Regions from separate parts of the Homo sapiens genome. Here regions 1, 2, 4 and 5 are each linked to region 3. The links are chromatin loops, found by intact Hi-C in ENCODE. Cell type or tissue: heart right ventricle. All regions are shown on one strand. Region 1 overlaps LOC105376311 (a long non-coding RNA gene). Region 2 holds the start of LOC124902297 (a long non-coding RNA gene). Region 3 overlaps COL5A1 (collagen type V alpha 1 chain). Region 4 overlaps COL5A1 (collagen type V alpha 1 chain). Region 5 overlaps WDR5 (WD repeat domain 5).

What was found. Hi-C counts contacts between places; a loop is a spot of excess contacts. Peaks named below come from ENCODE experiments on the same cell type or tissue, not always from the same donor. Only the 100,000 strongest peaks of a DNase experiment are listed, where the experiment ranks them.
Region 1: a loop joins it to region 3, with 16 times the contacts of the local background. A loop is called at or near these places in 80 of 110 quality-filtered maps.
Region 2: a loop joins it to region 3, with 5 times the contacts of the local background. A loop is called at or near these places in 32 of 110 quality-filtered maps.
Region 4: a loop joins it to region 3, with 3 times the contacts of the local background. A loop is called at or near these places in 80 of 110 quality-filtered maps.
Region 5: it touches region 3 in a loop (3-fold over the local background); 4 of 110 quality-filtered maps call a loop at or near these places.

The regions. Positions count from the first base shown.
Region 1 is chr9:134,447,899-134,451,898 of GRCh38, forward strand. The region is part of intron 1 of LOC105376311 (a long non-coding RNA gene); the gene reads left to right. Among named protein-coding and RNA genes, the nearest start is that of MIR4669, 70 kb to the left of the region's middle. RefSeq lists a silencer at 1,745-2,039. In heart right ventricle, a CTCF peak has its summit at 1,834 (motif pointing right); a DNase peak (open chromatin) is centred at 1,893.
Region 2 is chr9:134,170,335-134,174,334 of GRCh38, forward strand. It overlaps LOC124902297 (a long non-coding RNA gene), which reads right to left and starts at 1,691. Exons shown (of 2, transcript XR_007061834.1): 1 at 1,427-1,691. In heart right ventricle, no CTCF peak of the experiment used is centred here; DNase peaks (open chromatin) are centred at 831, 1,710 and 2,192; H3K27ac peaks cover 432 bases.
Region 3 is chr9:134,737,114-134,741,113 of GRCh38, forward strand. It overlaps COL5A1 (collagen type V alpha 1 chain), which reads left to right. Exons shown (of 66, transcript NM_000093.5): 10 at 1,361-1,402; 11 at 1,633-1,695. Among named protein-coding and RNA genes, the nearest start is that of COL5A1-AS1, 86 kb to the left of the region's middle. In heart right ventricle, a CTCF peak has its summit at 2,205 (motif pointing left); a DNase peak (open chromatin) is centred at 2,208; H3K27ac peaks cover 1,567 bases.
Region 4 is chr9:134,687,329-134,691,328 of GRCh38, forward strand. It overlaps COL5A1 (collagen type V alpha 1 chain), which reads left to right. Exons shown (of 66, transcript NM_000093.5): 2 at 3,584-3,751. Among named protein-coding and RNA genes, the nearest start is that of COL5A1-AS1, 36 kb to the left of the region's middle. RefSeq lists an enhancer at 1,462-2,252. In heart right ventricle, a CTCF peak has its summit at 2,415 (motif pointing right); a DNase peak (open chromatin) is centred at 2,413; H3K27ac peaks cover 817 bases.
Region 5 is chr9:134,152,511-134,156,510 of GRCh38, forward strand. WDR5 (WD repeat domain 5) reads left to right here. Exons shown (of 14, transcript NM_017588.3): 10 at 1,956-2,031; 11 at 2,830-2,863; 12 at 3,183-3,257; 13 at 3,996-4,000. Among named protein-coding and RNA genes, the nearest start is that of RNU6ATAC, 10 kb to the right of the region's middle. RefSeq lists an enhancer at 1-396. In heart right ventricle, no CTCF peak of the experiment used is centred here; no DNase peak of the experiment used is centred here.

The DNA of each region.
Region 1 (4,000 bases), 290 kb before region 3:
CTCTTGCTGTTGCATAAAAATCCCCCAAGTTCTTGGTCAGTAAGACCTGGGTTAGTGGCCCCAGGGCCAGGGGACTGAAGTAGGGGAGCTTTCCTAACAGACAGGCAGGGTTTGGGGAAGATTTTTCCTTTGTTGGAGGTTGGATGGGGTGGGGGAGGGGAGCAGGAGGACATGGGCTCTGCAGACCCTCTGTATCTCAGGTAGTGGCCAGGAGCCAAGGGCCCTGCTGGTGGTGCTGGCCTGGAATCCAGTCCTCGGTCTCTTCTGCTCTGCCCCTGCGAGATATAAGTGTGGGCTCTGGAGTCACTCACGTCAGCTCCCTGCTCGCTCACCCAGAGCCTCAGTTTCTGCCCCTGTGGAATGGGGCTAATCCTAGCACCTTGCTTGTGGTGCTGCCTGAGCCAAGACCTGCAGTGGCTCCCCTCTGGCATCACTCCAACACTCAGTGAGGGGCAGCTGGGCGAGACTGAGAGCGAGAGACCTTCCAGGTGCCGGGCTTTGCAGCCTCATTGGCCTTTTCTACTAAGGTCCTTTCTCTGGGTGCCCAGGGACGTGGGTGGCTTGCACAGAAGCCATGACAAGTGTGTGGGTCTACTGAGGACCCAGCTGCAGTGAAGGGCCTGGGAGAACCGGAGGTGCATGTGCTCAGGGAGTCTAACCCAGCTGTGGGGCAGAATGTCACAGGGCTGGTAGTGAGAGTGGAAGGTGGGGTCACCTGGACTGCAGGTGCCTGGGGCCAGCCAACTGCAGACTGTCCAGGGAATAGAGGGCCAAGGTGTCAGTGTCACTGGAGGGCATGTGGTGGCAGGGGGCCCTGGGTGGGGACACGTCAAAAGGGCAGGACCCAGGAATTTTCCAGTAAGTACAAACCTAGTGAACTTTGGGTGCAACAAACAAGCTACTTGAGTTACAAACAATATACTTTAGAGAAAAGCAAACAATTTGCCAAAAAACCCCAAGTGAACTAGGAGCAAATGGAACATGGATTGAGGGGGCCATACAGCCATTTGACCATTCTAGTTGGTAGCAGGGGCTGCTGACAGCACTGTGATGAGAAGGACTCTGAGGCTTTGTCTGGGTGCAGCAGACACAGGCTTGATGGGACTGTCACTGTGCAGCTGTGTTCTTCATTGGGTGAGTTGGAAAGCGAGGGTGTGGGAAGGCAGACAGCTTAAAGGTCCAAGGCCAGCAGACTTTGTTCCACTGTCCTCCTGAATTTGGAATTTGGTGGTTTCTTTCTGTTGGACATGTCACCCCTCTTGGGGCTCTAGAAACTCCACCAGTCCCTGAACACCCACCCTGCCCCACCCCACCCCCGACACATAGGCAGAGACCTTGGTTTTGTTTGGAGAGTTACAACAGCTGATAAAGCTGGGTTGCAATTTTCTGAGTCCCCACTGGGTGGCAACCTCTAATTATTCCAAGTTTTAGGGTTTAGAAAACGAAAATACCTTACTGAAGAAATTCAGTAAAACCTATCTTTGCCGCTGAATTATGTGGATGACAGCACTGAATTTTGTCATGTTCAAGGAAGGAGGCATCTCATGGACCCTTTGTCTTCCCTGCAAGGGGCTCTGTTTCCTTGGCATGCAGGGCAACACTTGATGGGAACTGTGGCAAAAGCAACTTCCCCAGAGGTCAGGATGCTTGTGAAACCTCATCACAACGGAATATCCTCAGCTTGCTCCCCCAGAGAGGCCATGGGAGCTGTATGCAGGGTCAGCCCTACTTGGGTATCTTTAGTATACACAGAGCGAGGGGAAAACATCCTAAGGTGCCTCCATCGGCTCAGGACATAGCGGTCCCTGGTGCCGTGGCTGTCAGCATCCCTATCCACCACCTGAGGGCAGTGTCATCCTGCAGAGTGCACCCGGCAACCAAACTGGTGGCCCCTGCTGACTGGCTAAGCTCTGATGTTTCCCTGGCAACCACCTCCCGGCTCCTCCCTCTCCCATTTGCCCAGCCCTGGAACATGCTGCTTAGTTTGATTTGCAGATGCTGCCTTTTTGCTCTCTGTCCCCATGCTTAGGGGCCAAGATGCTGCCCCAGAATGGACCGTGGCGGGCTGTAGAAGCAGGGACGGACCCGCATATGAACATCCCTGATTCCGTCTTAGCTGAAGGGTCCTCCTTTTCCTCCAGTGCTTGTGTTTCCCACATCCTGCTCTGGAAATGAAGAGCAAAATACAGAGAAGGGGCTTTCAGGGCCAGGAGTGAAGGCAGAGAACTGTGTGATGCTTCTGCGATTCCCCAGGCAGAGCCCCTGCACCCCTCCTTGCCTGCTGCCCATCTCATGGGCTGGGGAGAGTGCCCTTCCCCTGCTTGCTGCTGAGGGGAGGGAGGGGATGCAGAACACTGTGGTTCAGAAGCATGGAAGTGTGGTGCCTGGGACATCTGCCCTGATTAGTCCCAGGGGAGATTTGTGGTGGTCCTTCTGGAGCAGACCTTGTCAACTACAAAGCGACTATGAATTCTAATGAGTTGAACCCCACTGGGACACAACTAAGTTGTCCCCAGAGACTGCAGGAAGCCTCAGGAGGGTGCCTTCTGAGGTCAAAGGAAGACAGAGGGGAGAAAGTGGCATGCCTGGGGCCTGCTTGTGGTGCCTGGCCTTGAGGCTGGTGGATGCCTGCATCTGGAGCTGGAGCCCTTGGTCCCAGATAAGCATGTGAGGAATCAAGTCATGGGGAAGGCAGTGAGTGTGGGAGGTGGTGGTGGGGTTGCTGATTTGGACAGCATGGCAGGTGGGGCCTCCACGGGAAGCCGACCTGTCCTAGTCCACTTGGGCTGGGTGGCTCACAGACAGCAGCTTATTGCTCATGGTCCTGGAGGCTGGAAGTCCAAGATCAAGGCACCTGCGGATTTGGTATCTGGCAAGGGCCCATTGCTGGTTCAGAGCTGGCTGCTTCTGTCTGCATCCTCACATGGCAGAAGTGAGCAAGGCAGTTCTCAGAGACTTCTTTTATAAGGGTGCTCATCCCACTCATGAGGGCAGAGCCTCCCAGAGGTCCCATCTCCCAACATCATCATCTTGGAGGTTAGGATTTCAATGCATGACTTTTGTTGAGACACAGATATTCTGTCTATAGCACAACTACACAGCAATACAGGGAAAGGCATCCCAGGCTGGGGGAACAGCATATACGAAGGCTCAGAGGCAGGAGAGAACTGAGGTGTGCAAAGAGTAACACAGAGACACATGGGGAGAGAGGCTGGTGATGAGGCGGGGACCATTGGGGCTGAGGGTTCTCCATGTTGCCCAGGCAGACATGTGCTGGAATTGCTGGATGTATCGCCCAGACATCCAGCAATTCCAGTGCTTCTTCTCAATCCCCCTTCGAATGCCTCTTTCACCTTTCACAAACGTTTCCTCCTGCTCAGGAGGCTTGCCTGGCCTGTGTCTTTGCTCCCTCCTTCCCTTCCCTCTCTCCCTCCATCCCTTCCTCTGCCTTATAGACTCCTCCCTGAGAAGAAGGCCAGCTCCCAGTCTTCCCAGTCTTCCCCTCCCTCAGGCCCAATCCAGCCTGAGCACGGTCTGGATTTAGTCTTTAGGCTTGGTCAAGAGTGTGTTTGCAAACCTCTTCACTCCTTGCTGGCTAGAGCTTCCCATCTTCTTAACCAGGTCCCCTGAGACTCCAAGGCAGGCACCCACTGGGGCTGATCACATGAATAAATTGGGTGTAGTTCCAAGAGGTGGGAACTGTGGTTTTGTAAATTTCACAAGTTGTCTGCATTTCACAAGTGCACAGGTGTACCATGGTGAATCAGAGGCTCCAAGGCAAGGCTCATGGTGTTTAGCCCTGTGCATACACCACCTCATCTCCCTACCCATCTATTCACCCACCCACCCATCCATCCATCCACCTACCCATCTACCTACCCACCCACCAATCCATTCATCCATCCATCCATCCATCTACCCGCTTACCAATTTATCCATCCATCCATCTATTCATCCATCCATCCATCTACCCATCTATTCACCCATCCACCCATCCATT
Region 2 (4,000 bases), 570 kb before region 3:
TTTGGAACTGCCCCTGGCTGGTGGGTGTCCCTGCCTGCCAGCCCCCGTCCTGCTGGCCTTGGCCTGGGTGGTGGGCTGGCCCCAGGGTGGGGTGTTCCTCCTACCCCTGCCTCCGCTTCCATCACTTTTTTTTTTTTTTTGAGACAGCGTCTCTGTTGCTCAGGCTGGAGTGCAGTGGCGCCATCTCGACTGATTGCGACCTCTGCCTCCTGAGTTCAAACAATTCTCCTGCCTCAGTCTCCCGAGTAGCTGGGATTACAGGCGCCCACCACCGCTCCTGGCTACTTTTTGTATGTTAGTAGAGATAGGGTTTCACCATGTTACCCAGGGTGGTCTAGAACTCCAGACCTCAGGCAATCCATCTGCCTCAGCCTCCCAAAGTGCTGGGATTACAGGCTTGAGCCACACAGCCTGGCTGCTTTGGTCACTTTGGGAACAGTATTCCAGTGTCAGGCTGCTGGGCTCGGGAGCTTGGGTGTCTGCCCCAGTCAGTCGCCCCTCTTGGGGTGGGACACCCAACAGGCATGGAACACAGGGTACCTGTGTCTTTTAGGGTGCAGGGCTGGGCAGTTCCAGCAGTGTCCACCAGGGGGCGGGGCCGCACCGCTCAGGGTGGAGCTGGAGCCACCAACCCGCATCCTGGCTGGGGCTCCCGGCTCTCACCACAGCCCTCTCCGCCTGGCTTCTCTGGGCTTGGGCAAGGCCCCTAACTGTTCTGTGCCTCAGTGTCTTTCCCCTTGAAGGGACTGATCTGCAGAGTGCCCGCCCTGGGGTTGAGCTTATGGTGAGGGCTCGGTGGCAGCCAGCCCTGACTGTCCTGTTTACCCCATGGAGAAACTGAGGCTGGAGTGTCCGCTGGACATCCGAGGTGACACCCTCAGGTGCAGCTGGCAGCGGGGCCCCAGGAGATGCTGGGAGATGCCTAGATTTGTGGGGTTCTTGGTATGTGCCCAGCACGCAACAGTTCCAGTTGCAGTCTGGACTCTCTCTGGCATTGTTTTTTTCAGAAGGTCATGTTTTCTGTGTGATACATAGAATACCTGCTCACTATAGAGACATTTAAAGCAACACTGAGCCGGGCGCGGTGGCTCATGCCTGTAGTTTCAGCTACTCCGGAGGCTGAGACTAGAGGATCACTTGAGCCCAGGAGTTCAAGACCAGCCAGGGCAACATAGCAAGACCCCATCTGTAAAAAATTTTTAAAATTTACCCAGGCGTGGTGGCACGCACCTGTGGCCCCAGCTACTCAGGAGGCTGAGGTGGGAGGATTGCTTGAACTTGGGAGGTCGAGGCTGCAGTGAGCTGTGGTTATGCCACTGCACTCCAGCCTGGGCGACAGAGTGAGACCCCATTTCTAAAAACAAACAACAAACTAAACGACAGGGAGAAAGAGTACAATAAAAACTAAAAAGAGCTCTAATCTTACCAATCAGCACGTGACGGGCACCACTGGCGTTTCTACGGAGGAGAGTCGTTGGCATTCCTGTGGGTTTTCTGTTTCCCATTGGGTCCAGAGTGTGGAGCAGCTCAGGGAGGCCCTGCAAGGGTGAGGGAAGGACGCAGCGTGCCTTTTTGTGTGTTCCAAGGTTTCCTGGGACTGGAAGACTCTGTCAGTGATGTGCAGGGGGAGCAGGAGGGTCCAGATAAGGCCCTTTCAGTGCTGTGTATCGAAGGCCCCGAGGGTTTACAATGGGATGTTTCCCTGCATGCAGATGCCTTCCCCGTCACGTCCTGGGTTCCTGAGGACCAGGCACTTTGCCCGAAGTACACAGTTACTGTGGTTTCTTTTTGCCGCCCCACCCCCCCGCCCCCAGCACTATTATGAAATGGATATTGGCCTTGAAGTAGATGGTGTCTTAGGAAGGAGAAAAAACATTTCCCTTCACAGTGCCTGTGGTGACCTCTGGGCAGAGTGGTAACCGCCCTGCCTGGCAGGCCCAGGACTCCCTGGATTTCTCCGACTCTGCAGGGATGCCCCCATGGCCTCCCAGTCAAGCCTGCTCAAGGGGCTGCCGTTCCCTGCTTCTGCAGAGAGGGTGATGACTGTCTAGGGGGAGAAGACCTCTTCTCAGGGCTCAGGGGCCTCTATTAATAAAGTGACTGCTGACCCCGGACGTACGGGAGGGAGGAGGGGATGGAACGTTCCCAGGGTTGGCGTTTGGCCGGAGACGCTTCTTGCCTGACCCAGTGCTGGCCTCCTGAGCATTCCGGTTCTGCCCTGGACCCCGAGGCTCCGATGGGCCGGAAGCCCTGCATGGACCAAGTGCTGGGGCTCCCCTTCCTCAGGGACATAAATCTCCCTGGACTGGCTCCCTGCGAGCGTCCTGAGGGCCTGAAAGAAGGAGGGACGGAGCCTCAGGCCTATGGGACCAGGAGGGACTCAGACATAGGCCATCGACCCTCCAGGAGCTGGCTCACAGCTGTTCTGGAAACTTCTCAGGCTGCACATGATCCGGCTCTGCCTCTAGACCCCAGAGGCAGCCCGCAAGAGGGCTCTTGCTGTAGTTCGCTCGCGTTCGGTTGTTTCCATGGGTGTTAGTGGGTGTGGGCTGGGGACAGGCAAGAGGACAAGTCCTCTCCACCATCAGAAGCCCGGCCTGTGCTGCAGAGACAGGAGGATGTGGTACAGGCCAGTGAGCCCAGCTCGTGTGTCTTAGTTTAGCCACTCACAGACCCCCGTGCAGTTCTCTGGGGCTGAGGTCCTCGGTACCCCAGGAGGGGAGGCAGGCGATTTTAACAAGTCATTCTAAGGACAGCACGGCTGGCAAGAGGTGGCCACTGCTGTTGCCCGGACGGACAGGTGAGAAACCCAGGGCACAGAGAGGCCACTTGCCGGCCCTACGCCACACAGGGAGTGCGGAATGACTTTGGGATAACTCCACACACACCGCGGCAGCCCCTACTTACGAGAACTTTGCGGCAACCTTGAGTGTGGGTTCTAAGCAGAAAGAGAGGCCAGGCTTCAGGGACGGGTGGTGCCACCAGGAGGGGCTTTTCTGGTCTGACAGGCCGAGTGGGGCCGGGGCCTTCGGGAGGGAGGCCGGGGCCTGCGCGGTCACCGCTGTGCCAAGGAAGAAGGCACTCCAGGCAGGGATCTGGCCCAGGCAGAGGCCCCGGGAGGGCTGCTGGTGAGGCTGCGGGGTTGGGGCTGGAGTAGGAGGTAGAATCTTCTTGGGACTGGCCCAAAAGATGTCACAGCACCAAAGTGTGGGCCAGCCTCGGGGGTCCCTCCAGGTGACATTTCAGTGCCCCAGGAGAGACCACCTCGGAGACTTGGCCCCGCAAGGCCCTAGCGCACACTGGCGGGGAGAGGCTGCCTGTTCTCCCTGCGGTAAACGCCCCGGGCCGACAGACTGGGCCGAGTCCCGTGGGCCTGGGGTCGCTTTGGTGGGTGCCCTCCCCTGCCTCGGCATTTGGACCATCCCAGAGGCTGCAGGGATTTAACTCAGGGGTGGGTGCTGGTCCCTGTAGTTGGAGCCCCGAGACCCTCCGGCCAGAGGAAGAGCCCAGCATTCCCGGCACCCATGAGAGGACCCGAATAGCCCGTTTTGAATCATACCCGCTGCCTCCACGCCCCTCGCCTGCCTCCTGCGCCCCTCGCCTGCCTCCTGCGCCCCTTGCCTGCCTCCCACGCCCTGCACCCCCATGTACCACGCCGTGTACTCTGGGGCTGGGGAGCCCTGGGGAGGCTGAAGCACTTACAGAAGCTTCCCTGGGGCACCAGAGCTCGGTGAGGGTGGAGATAAGTTAGTTTAAAAAATGCAGCCAGACAGAGCACGTGGAGGCACGAGTGGTGCCAGCTTTGCCCTCTCTCGGGCCTGCCAGTCAAGACCCCTGCCCTCTGAGTGCTTGCTGCGCATGGGCTGGAACCAGGTGCCCACGTGCATGATGTCTGGCCCCTGGGGGCTGCGCATTGCTTCCTCTTTGGGACTGCGGAGAAAGCAGAAGTTCAGAGAGGACCTCCAGCTAGTAGGGAAGAGAGAAGGAATTTGCAGGCAGC
Region 3 (4,000 bases):
GTCATCCCAGGGAACTCTCTGCAGAGCCTCTGCCCCTGTGGCTGGTTTCTGCACGGGACCCCAGGCTGTCCATGCCACACTTTGACCTCTACGTGGAGGGCGCCATGGCCGCAGTTCCTGCCTTCCTTCCCTGCAGCTGCAGGATAATCAGTACCCATGGGTGTCGCCGAGGCCACACCCACACCCTCCAGAGCTGAGCCAGAGCTGCCCCTGGGCCTGCTGGAGCCTTGGCTGGGCGGCTGACGGGTGCTGTGTCGCAACGTGGGGAGCAGACACTTGAGGGGTGCAGGGCAGGGAATGCTGAGTTCCTGGGTACCTCTTTGAAAATGTGGTCCCCCAGGTCCTAGCTTGCCTCAAAGATCTCTGGCTGCCTCGGGGTCATTCTCCATTGTCTTGTTGAGTAGCACCTGGTTCCCATCTGTCAGAGCAAGTCCCTTGAGGAACAGTCGCCCTGAAGTCGTCATGGAACACGGAGGACTCTTGGGGCATTGGGGGTGCCTGACCCTGGCGTTGCCAGGTCAGAAGTGGAGAGAGGAATCCCGCCCTGGGGAAGGGGTCGGAAGTGGGGGTCTCAGGGCAGGGAGCCCCGTCCTGCAGGGAGCCGCTCCCACTGCTGCCTTCACAGCTGTCCACATTGCCTTTCCCAGGGCTCAGGCTGACCCAAGAGCCAGGAGGCCCTGTCCCCATTGGGGTTAGAGTGAGGCCTGGGTGTGCTTGAGGCAGATGGGCCCTGTGGTGAGGTGAGGGCCAGAGGAGGAGGGCTGAGTGGGCAGGTGGACATGGCAGGGTTTCCCATGGGTTCTGGGCTGCTGCGTGCATGGGAGGATGCACCTCTTACCTGGAGGGAGGCGGGGTCTGGAGGTTGCAGCCCTGGGGCCTGACGGTGGTCCTGGCTGGGGACAGAAGTTCAGCCTGGAGCTGGGGCACCTATTTTTCCCTTATCCTTCCCAAATCCACCCGAGTCCCCTTGTCCTGGCATCCACCTCCTCCCTCGAGTGGCTTTGGCCTGGCGGACCTGCCTGGCACTCCCCTTTGGGGTGATGCAGGGAGCCTGGCGGTCTCGGCTCCTTTTCCTCATCTCGGCGTCTTCAGGTGCTTCTCGTGGCGCTGGTCTTGCGGGAGCCTGTGTCTGTCACTGGCCGCTGGCCCGGGTTGCTCTTCTGCCAGCGAGTGCCAGGAGGACAGCCACTGAGGCCCCACCACAGGCCCCCTTTGCAGTCTGTGCTCGTGACTCCCCAGGACAGCAGGAGCTGAGCCAGGGCCTCTTGTGCATGCAGCTGAAGGCCGTCCACACCACTGGGGTCTGGGGTGTCGGGAGGGATGGGCTGCGGTCTCAGACGCCCTCTCTCTGTCTCCCCAGGGCATGCTCATCGAGGGCCCGCCTGGCCCAGAAGGCCCCGCGGTGAGTATCCGGCTTTATCCTGTGACTTGCAGAAGGTGCTCTTGGTGGGGTGGGGTTGGTGACACCCCTTATGTCTCCTGGATGGAAAAGAGGGGGGCTCTCCGCTTTTGCAGATCCCCTGGGAGCCGGCGCTATCCCACCCCCACCTCTGCCTTGGTTGGCCAGTTGGAACTTGGACCTTGCCCTGCGGCCCCATCTTCTAACTGCCCCAACTTTATTTTTAATTCTAGGGTCTTCCCGGACCTCCAGGAACCATGGGTCCCACTGGCCAAGTCGGGGACCCTGGAGAAAGGGTAAGAGGTTGACTGTGTTTCCTGAGATCACACAAGGTGTGGGGCTGCCCACGCCTCCTCTCCACACTGTGACCCGAGCTGTCCCTGCCTGTGGAGGTGACCCAGAGGCTTGTGTCTTCAAATCCCCCCTCACCCAGGCACTCCTCACACCAGCCCCGTTCAGATGTTTCTGGGGCTGAACTGTGGCTATGGGGAGAGTGGGGCCCCTCGGGGCCCAGGGAGCCTGCCAGTGCTCAGCCCAGACGGTGGCCTCAGGACCCTGCAGTTGCCCAGCAAACGGCCGCAGCAGCAGTAACCACAGCAGATGGCTCCGGGGCCTTTCCCACTCCTCGCCCCTGGGCAGCCACACCACGTGGAATTGGCCACCCCCCTTGCTGGGTTTGGGAACTTCCTTGGTCTGGGTTGCACCTGGCTCACAGGCTCAGAGGCATCCTCGGGTGTCCCTCGCCGCGGGAGGAGATGGAGGGAGAGCTGCTCCCTGGCTGCCGCGATTTCCTTCTGACACCTGGTGGGCGCTCCAAGTACTGCGGCCTCCTGGTGTCCGGCGGGGCGGGAGTTTTCTCTTCCTGCTGTTGGAATGAATGTGGATTTGAGTGCAGAAGGACTAAGAACTGATTCCTGGACAGCTGGCTTGTGGGTGGGAGAAACAAGGGCTGCGTGCGGGTGTTCGCGGGTGTTCACGCCAGGGCCCTGCCTGCTGTCCGGGGCAGAGTGAGGACCCTGTGGGTGTTGTGGTGGGTGGATGCAGGGCAGGGTCTGGTCGTGTGAGAAGGTGGTTCGTGATGTCAGAGCGCAGTGGCTAGGGATGCTTCCCAGGTTACTGCACGGGGAGGCGTTTGGGGAGTGTCTTGTGCAGTGCCTGGTGGCTTTGCAGCAGTGCTCAGGAAAGGCGGGCCAGGGCGCAGGACAGTAAGTCCTGGCCTTGGACCTGGAGGTTCTTACAGGTGCTCAGTACCCCTGGAAAGCTGGGGAGGGGCAGGACAGGTGAGGTCAGGCAGCAGGATGCAGGGGCAGGCGGCGGCAGCCTTCTTGGGAGCAAGAGCCGAGCCAGTGGGGATGCTTGCTTGGGGAGGAGATGGGAGCACTGAGGCCGGCCTTTGGAGGAGAAGGATTCAGGTCAGCTATGCGGGAGGAGGTTGTTATCGTTCTGTGTGGCTGGGTGACCTCTGAGGGCAGTACGCATCAGATTGGGCCACACAGTAAGATTCTCTGCCACGTTGCTTTTCACGGTCAGGGATTTGGAGGTCCAGAAGAGGCGGGTCTTGCTCCATGGCAAGGGCCGTGGCGGGAAACAGAGTGGGGTGGGGGCTTGGCTGGCCTCTGGAGCACAAAGCTTTCACAGCATCCCCGGCCTGGCAGCCACATTTCCAAAACTCCAGACAGGCAACAGCGAGTGGCCGCTGCTCTTGCCCAGCCAGCACCGGCCAAAACTCCAGACAGGCAACAGCGAGTGGCCGCTGCTCTTACCCAGCCAGGACCGGCATGGCTGGAGCTCTGTGCTGGGGGCTGCAGCCACCCCAGCTCGCTCTGGAGACCCCTTCCCCCAGATTCGCGTGAGATGGGGCAACGGCCAAGCTCCTCCTCCGCAGAGCTGCCTGCGGATGGGTCCACAGGTGTGGCTGGGTTCGTATGCAAAGGAGAGTGCATTGCATGGCACTGGGAGCTGTTTTCTCTCCCAGATGTAGGACAGGGTGGTACCCACAGGGCACAAATGCCGGTTGACACACAGGGCACCCAGATGCTGACTGACACTGCCTCAGTGGTGTTCCACGGCTCCGTCCTCCTTCTATCCATCCAGCGTACAGATTTGTACTGAGTGCCTGCAGGGCTGGGCACTGCTCTAGCCTGGGGATCTCAATGGTGTGAACCAGAGGGGTGCTGGTTCACACCTCACCATGCGGTCCCTGCCTTTGGGCTGATCCTGGCTTGGGAGTCACTGGTGGGTGGCCCTGCCAGTGCCTTGTGACACCGTGACCTACCCAGCTGCCGTGGAGGAGCCAAGGGCCCTGACTGGAGAATATCGTTGGTTTAGGAGCTGGTCCTCCTCAAACTCACATCAGGGTCCAGGAGCATGAGGACTGAGGTTGGGGTTGGCAGAGGAGCCAACTCCTCCAGGGTCTGCCATCCGTGGAGTCAGAGGAGAGACCTGGAGCCCACCGGCCTCCCCAGGGCCCTTCCAGTGAGAGGGGTGCTGGTTCCAGGAGCTGAGAGCTGACCACCCCTCTGGGTCCAGCTCCGGCCAGCCTTGTTCAGGAAGCCATCCCTGCTCACCGCTCAGCGCCCTCTTGATGTCCAGATCTTGCTC
Region 4 (4,000 bases), 50 kb before region 3:
CTGCAGAGCAGGATGGTGCCTAGAGGAGACAGGGCTGGAGCTTGGGTGGCCAAGGCACAGCAGGACACCTGCTATTCTCTGGGACTTCATCCATCCATCCATCCATCCATCCATCCATCCATCCATCCATCATCCATCCATCCATTCATCCATCCATCCATCCATCCATCCACCATGTGATGGACTGACCCCATAGGTGATCCGGTCATGGCGAGGGTTCCATGGAATCAACAAAGTTTTTGTTTCATGAAGCTTTCGGAGCTGGCCTTCTGTGCATCAGATGGTCGGTCTCAGGAACCTCTGGGCACAGCTGCATGGTCCTTCACTAAAGAGTAGGCACCGGGCTGGGTGTGGAGACCACACGCGTGATGCCATCTCGTCTTCACTGAGCACCTGGGCTGCTCGGTGGGTCCTCTGGGAACTGCTGGTGATGGGCCCCTGCCTGGCTGTCTAGGAGAAAAGGGCAAAAGAGAGGGGCTCTTGTTTGTTGAGCCGGGAAGTGCACGGGCCAGTGTGCGGTGGCCACTGTTGATTCTGCAGCTTCTCTCACTGGCCTTGACCCACTGGGATCCACCCTCTGGTGGGGGGTGCCACTGGCTTCAAACCCATGTCCACCTGTCCCCAAAGCTTGTGCTGTGTCCAAGTGGAGTTTTCATCCTGATGGAGGCTGGAAGAAAAGCTCCTGAAAGGCTGTGCGCCAGGCTCCTCCTGGGCTCTCCCCAACCTTTTCTTTTTCAAAAAGTACTTAATGTTTTCCTCTGCTCTGGCACAGGAAGCCCCTGGCCAGCAGGAGGGGTGGCACTAGGCCTGGGAAAGGTCTGGTGGCCTCTTAAACTTGTTGCAACAGAGATCTGCGAACATGTCCACCAAGCCTGCTGGAAAACAGCTCTTGCCTTCAGCAATGGAGAAAACAGGCTTGCGAGCCTGAGTCTGGGAAGAGCATCACGGGCTTGTTATGGTGTGAGTCCAGGAAGCCCCGGCCGGGATCCTTGCTCCCCTGCCCCGGCCGCTGCCAGTGCTGGAATTGAGTCTTAGGGATGACCCAGGGCTCGGCACTGTGTCATCTTCAGCAGGTGGACCGGCAGCTGGCGCATCCTCTCTTTCCACGGGCTGCATCCAGGCCCAGGGCTGCGCGGTGCAGCCTCACCAGGCACTGGCACTCAGCGTTTCTTCTCAAGTCAAAGGCAAAAGCCCACCAAAGCCTTCTTTGCTGGGGCCAGGTGGGAGGTGCCATACATGCCCGAGGGGGTGACAGAGCTGGGTGGGCTGTGCCCTGCTTGGCAGCCGAAAGCCACCCAGGAAAACAGAGAGGCCATGAGAGGCCTGGACGTGGGGTGTTCTGGGTCCCTGTGCCGCCCCTCCCCTTTGTCACTGTTCCCACGCCGCAGTGGGAAATCCTCAGCTTCTCCATGTTTCTGGCTTCTTGATTTAATTGGCAGAGGACTGCAGCAAAGCCAAGCTGTAGAAATGACACCGTCAGAGGCAGGGACTTCAGAACCCTGGGACCTGGGTACTGTGGAGCCTTCCAGAGAACTGTGGATGGGGAGGGGCTTCATGAATGAGAAATGCGGCTTCGATTTCCCTCCACCCTGGTCTCCTTCAGAGCCCTGCCCAGGCTGCTGTCTTCCCTGCACTGTCAGCTGGTCATGGCGGGGGTGGGGGTGGCACAGGTTCCTGTCTGTACCTCCTTGTGGCCTGCGCACCAAGCACAGTGCCCGCGCTGAGTCCCCTGGAGGGACAGGGAGTGCTGGGGAGACAGAGTCCTCCGTCTGGGTGCTCCTCTTGCTGAGGGCCTGCTGGGACAAGCAGTGACACTGCGCCATTGTCTCTGGCAGCCACCTCCTCCCGTGGCAGTGCCGAGGCTGCAGGTGCCCCTGGCTGCAGGAGTCCTTGAAAACCAGCAGAGAGGAAACCTGCGTGGCCATCCCATCTCACCTCCAAACCTTCTGCCCTTGGGAAAAAGGTGGGACTTTCCTCTTGAGCCCGTCGCAGGCTGATCACCATTCCTCCCTGGGGAGGAGGGCCAGGCCAGAGAGCGGGGAACTGATAGCTGAGGAGGCCCACACCACTGCACCCAGAGATGGGCACTGTTTAGTAGCAGATGTTGGGATCTAACTCCAATTGGCATTAGCATAAAGAGGGATACACCGGTTTCTGTCAGGCACAGCTTGATCCAGCTACTCAAACAGTGTGGCCAGTCTGTCTCTCTGCATCCTCAGGCAAGCACTCTCCACCTGCTCAGGAGACAGTTGCCAGCAGCTCCAGGTTCCTGTTCTGTGTTTGGAGCCAGCAGAGCAGGGAGGATTCCTCTTTCTCAAAGGAAAAAAGCCCCAGGACGGAGCTTCCTTATCCTGGCTGGTCTCACGTCCATCCCTGAGCTGACCGTCTGGGACAGGGCGGTGTCATGCTCTGATTGGCCAGCAGAGGGGGCACGGCCAACCCCGTCCACATCTACTGGGCAGGGCAGTTGCCGGCTGCTGGGTTCCTCCAACTCCCAGGCCGCCCCAACACACACCATTCTGTCGCTGTGATGCCAACTTCGAGTTTATTTTCTCTGCCGGGACTCCCAGGGAGCCTCTTGCTCGTGGGCACAGGAGCAGTGCTTTTCCCATAAAACTGACCTTGTTCAGGGCAGGTTCCTGGATTCGCGCCTTGTGGTGGATGCAGGTCTGGGGTCCTCGTGGTGTGGGGGAAGGAGGCTCTGGCAGATGGGGCCGTCTTTTGTGTTGGAGGGTGACCATTGAGCTCCCTGGTAATGATCACGGCTTCAGTGGCCAGAGGTCAGCTTATCCCCTTGCCCTTCCCTGAGAGCCCCTGGATAGAGGGTCAGGAACCTTCTGGAAGGGATGCGGGGGCTGCCCCTCCCTTGTTCTTGGCTCTGCATGGTCTGGCGATGTGGGCAGGGGTCTTCCAGGGCAATGGAAACTGCACACCCGCTGTAAACGGTCATGGGAAGGCGACAGACAGTCCAGGTGGATAATGACGGGGGGATAAACTAGGCCAGTGACATCCCCGTGACCTCTGGAGGGGCCTCAGGTGGGGTGAAGGTTCTCAGGGCTGCAGGGCAGATGTTGTGACCCACCGGTTCTCCTGTGTCATTGCACAGCACACCATAAGGCGGTCAGCTCCGCAGTGGGCCTTCTGTGGCCTTCCAGCATCTGCCTGGGCTGCTCTCCTTACGTGGCCAATGAGAAGAGGTGTCTGGGAGGCTGGGTGTGTGGCCCCTGCCAGCCTCAGGAGCCACGAGAGCGCAGTGAGGAAGGAGGGCGTCGTCAGAGCTGGGCTAGCCCGGGTCTGCCCCTGGTGTGTGGCCGCTGGTGGGGACAGGGATGGGACCCTCTGGGCTAGCCTGGGTCTGCCCCCGGTATGTGGCTGCTGGTGGGGACAAGGATGGGACCCTCCTCCGCAGCGTGGTGCCCTGCCTCGCCCAGCACGCGGCTCTAAGCTGGTCCTGGGGCTCTTCTGAGTGCCCAGGATTCACAGTGGTGGGGGTGGGGGTGCTTCCTGTCATCCCAGCTTCCGGGTGTTCCCAGGTGCTCCTTTCCTCTCCGTGGCTAACTCTGCTCCTCCTCTGTCATTTCAGCTCAGCCAGCAGATCTCCTGAAGGTTCTAGATTTTCACAACTTGCCTGATGGAATAACAAAGACAACAGGCTTTTGCGCCACGCGGCGATCTTCCAAAGGCCCGGATGTCGCTTACAGAGTCACCAAAGACGCGCAGCTCAGCGCACCCACCAAGCAGCTGTACCCTGGTAAGTGCCGCACCCTTCTGTTTGGGGCGGTGGGTCCCGTTGGCCCTCTGGCCTCCAGCCAGGAGCAGCGCTCAAGCCTGCGTGGTGGCAGAAGCGGGCTCAGCTTTCCAGGAAGCCCCTCTCACGAGCCCGGCTTCGTTTCACTGTAGTGAAAAGGCAGTTGCAACAGTGGGATTTTGTCCTTCTGGACGGGACTGGGCTTTGTCACTGTCCTTCTCTGCTGGATGTGGGTGGGTGGGTGTGGCCCAG
Region 5 (4,000 bases), 580 kb before region 3:
TGCTGGGCAGGGTGTGGCCTGAGGGTCTGTGACGGCCCGGGGTTCCCAGCTGCCCCTTGCAGAGCCTGCAGAAAGGAGCGGAAGGGTTTTCATCCGGGGAGTGTTCGTGTTTAAGAAGCCTAGGCTAGATGTGTGGGATGGGGCGCACCTTGAGGAGGGAGCTGGGTGGTGAGGATGGGGGGATGGACCCCCGTGTGGGGAGGCACCCCGTTTGCGCCCTTCTTCCCTCTAGTCTGTCATAGCCTGCTGGCCTAGCTGAGACCAAGCCCCACAGGCTGGGAGGCTATCTGTGGCAGGAATGTGTCTCCCCGCAGTCCAGGAGGCTGTGGTCAGGATTGAGGAGGCCTCTTCTTGGCTTATAGACGCTGCCTTACCCTGGCTTCACACCAGTGTCCCTGGTGCCTCCGTGTGTCCAAATGTCCTCTTGTAAGGACACCACCCTTGGGCCTCATTTTCACTCTGTCGCCCTCTTTGAAGGCCCTGTCTCCAGTACACTCGCCTCTGAGGCTCTGGAGGCTTGGGCTTCAGCATGAGTCCCCTTGCCACAGCGGTCTTTATAGCTTCCTGCCTTGTGGGGCCAGCCTTTTGCCATGCATCTCTCCTGATTGAGATCACACCGCACTTGGTGTCCCCTGGACGGGCCACCTGTGCTCAGTTGTGTGCGCCGCTGTTGTGTGAGCACACGTAACCCTCACGGCCACCTCTGAGGAGGGGGGTTGTCCTCATCCTGCATAGAGGCTCATTCACTAGCCCAAAGCTCCACAGCAAGCAGGTGCAGGGACTGGGATTCCAGCCTGGGCGCCCCTGAGCCCAGGGTGGGGACGGAGGGGTCGCTGCATAGCAGTTTTCCCATCGGCGTCTCCTCAGGTCTAGCGAGTTAGACCCTTCTGGACTTCACTGAGACAGGTTGGCTGATGCGTTCATCTCTGTGAGGCTCTGCCCAGGCAGCCTGGGTTAGGCATGCGGACACGCTTGCCATCAGCTGTGTTAAGGGAGCCCGGCCCCCCGGCCCTCACTGTGACCTCGGCCTGCCTGGCGGTGTGACGTGGTGTGCCCCTGAGGGAGGGACCGCATGGCCTCACAGCGTCTCCCGTGCCTTTTCAGTGTATGTGACCGGGCTGAGGGAGCGGAGACGCCAGGTGCCTGGCGAGGCCAGGCGTCCCCGTGGTGGTAATGCTGAGGGCCGTGTCCTTCCCGGTGCTCGGGACACACCAGCGCGTGCACGTGCTTGGGGGTCGGTGGGGGTCTCTGGTGGGGCCCAGGGGTGGGGCCTGCACCAGGACACACCTTCCTTGAGATTCCCTCCTCCTCACTCAGGTGAGAGGAGATGCCTTCCTCCACTTCTGAGGGTCGTGGGGTTGCCATGTCCTGAAAACTCTGACCTGTACATCGACAGCTTCTGGGAACCTTGACTCTTTTTCAGCTGTGTGAGAAGCAGCGGCTCTGCTCTGCCCTCAGGGCTGCAGAGTCCAGCTGATAGGCCTGGGGCATTAGCTGTGGATGTGACAACAAACAGATGGGTTCTGTGGGTGCAGATGCCCCTTGCGTCGATAAATTCTTAAAGGAGAATTTCCGAGGTGATTCCCCAGCCCTCTTTGCTGCTGGTGGAGTTGTCCCTCTGTTGAGTTGGGCATTCGCCAGCCTTATCCATCCCCTGTGAGGCAGGTGATTCCTGAGAGTGCCCATGGCCTGGTGCCCCAGGAGGCCTGTATTCGTAAAGTCCTGGTGTCAAGGGGCCCCCGGGCCTATGGGCTTGAGGTGTCAAGAACCTGCTCACGGCTGGTGTGCGTGGCTAGGCCACCCTTCGGGGCGGCGAGGGGTGGTGGTGCTGGCACTGATGGTGGTGGCCGACCTCACTCAGATGTCGCACGTGGGGGATGGGGAGCGGGTCCCACCTCCTGTCCCTGCCTGGCTGTCAGCGCCCGCCGTGTGTCACCTGTCCGTTTTTATTGCAGATGACGACAACCCCCCCGTGTCTTTTGTGAAGTTCTCCCCGAACGGCAAATACATCCTGGCCGCCACGCTGGACAAGTGAGTACTGCGTGGGACTGTGGGGGCGGGCATGTGGCCTCCCCAGCCAGAGACACCTGCGTGCCAGCGTGAGCCTTTGGAGAGCGTGTTGTGGGCTTGGCACGGGATCCAGGCTCCTGGTGGAGCTTCGGCTTCTGGGCAGTGGCCTGTTAGGTCGGAGGGCAGGCCCCCGTCCATCCCTTCCCGAGGCTGAACCTCAGGTCCGACTATAGGAGGATTTAGGGTCCGTTTTCTGGTTGAGCAACTGTGGCCAGGGCAGGCCTAGCCATCCCGCATGAAGGAGTCGGCGGTCCGGGGGCCTCCAAGGCCCTTTCTGGTTCTGACCTCTGAGCATCTTGATTTTACCTCTCACAAAGCCACTGCCCTCCTGGGCTGTTCTCTAAGCTCCAGCTTTCCCATGCGTGCACCCTCAGCCCTGTGGGTCCGAGCCTGGGCCCTGATCCTCTGAGGGCTGTGTGGTTGGGTGGTAAAACCTGTTCTGGATGTTTCCAGAACCAAGAGGACTTCCTCACCCTTTTGAGGATGACCCGAGTCAGGGACGATAACACCCATCAGCTTCCTGTTAAAGTCTCTCTTGGAACTACAAATACTTGCGGCTGTCACACTGTGCTCTCAGACGCCAAGTCACTGGACTTTGAGCCTGAGGGGCTCCTTACCCTGATGGGGAAGGGGGTTCCAGCCCCGCTGGCTTTTGCACCTGGCGCTGATGGTGGCTGTGACGTAGTGGCTGCAGAGTTGGGTGTGGGGACAGAAGGATGCCTCCAGACATGCCGCCTCACCCCTCTCTCTGTCTTGCAGCACTCTGAAGCTCTGGGACTACAGCAAGGGGAAGGTGAGCCCCCGCAGGCTTGGGCCCCCATGGTGCACCATCCCTGGGTCATGGCCTCTGGTGGGGACAGAGCTGGCCCCGGTGATGACAAAGGAGAGGAGCTCAGAGAGCCATCTCCGCTGGGTTTGGTGCGAATTCCTGAAAGACCTGGGTATTTGTAGGGTGGCAGTCTGCAAGTTAAATCTTCGATTGTGTGGGTTTGGTACTTGTACTTTTCAGAAATAAGTGAAGTGAGTAGTGAAACGCCTTGCTTAGAACGTAGAATTACACAAAATCAAGGGGAACCATGACTCTGTGACCAGCCTGTCCCCTCCTGTTTCAGTGCCTGAAGACGTACACTGGCCACAAGAATGAGAAATACTGCATATTTGCCAATTTCTCTGTTACTGGTGGGAAGGTGAGTCTCATAACCTTGAAGCGTCTCACCTGTTCCCAGCTTACTCTCCCGAGAGGTCACACCTGTTACAGGTTGCTTTATACTCAGAGACACTTTTCTGTGCCCACAAAATGAATTTCCATTTCAACCAAAGCGCACTGCGCCAAGTACCGGGGACACCTTGTCCCGTTTGTTTCTAGGTCCATCTCCTTAACGGAGGCAGGCAGCCTGTTGTCGGGCTTTGCTGGCAGTGCTTGGTTGACACCTTCCGAGGGCGCTGGGACCCAACAGGTGGAGCTCTGTGTGCTCAGGGTGTCCCTGGGTGGGTGCGCTGGCTCCGGGGCTGTCGTCCACCGGCCCCAGCAGGGAGGGGAGTGTGTTTTCCCGCCCACCCACACTGGTCTCGATGCTCCTGTCTTAGACCGGGGTGACTCGGGCAACATGTGTGTGACACACAGACTCAGAAAAGGGTGACCTGAGAAGCATCTTCCATCCTGGAAGCCTCTCCTGGGGCAGGCAGGTGCCTGGCTTCTGTGAGCGAGGCCGGTGCTGGGATAGAGCAGGCGGGGCTGTCCCCATTGGGAGAGGAAGCCTCAGGCCTGGCTGGAGGGCAGGCAGGGCTTTTTGGTTGAGTTCAGCGAGGCAGCCACCAGCAGGGTGGGCGTGGGGCAGGGCATAACTGGAGATTCTCTCCCTTTCACATGCATGAGCTCTGACCTGCTTTTCCTTGCCCTGTTTTCCCTGCTTGTTGTTACGTAGTGGAT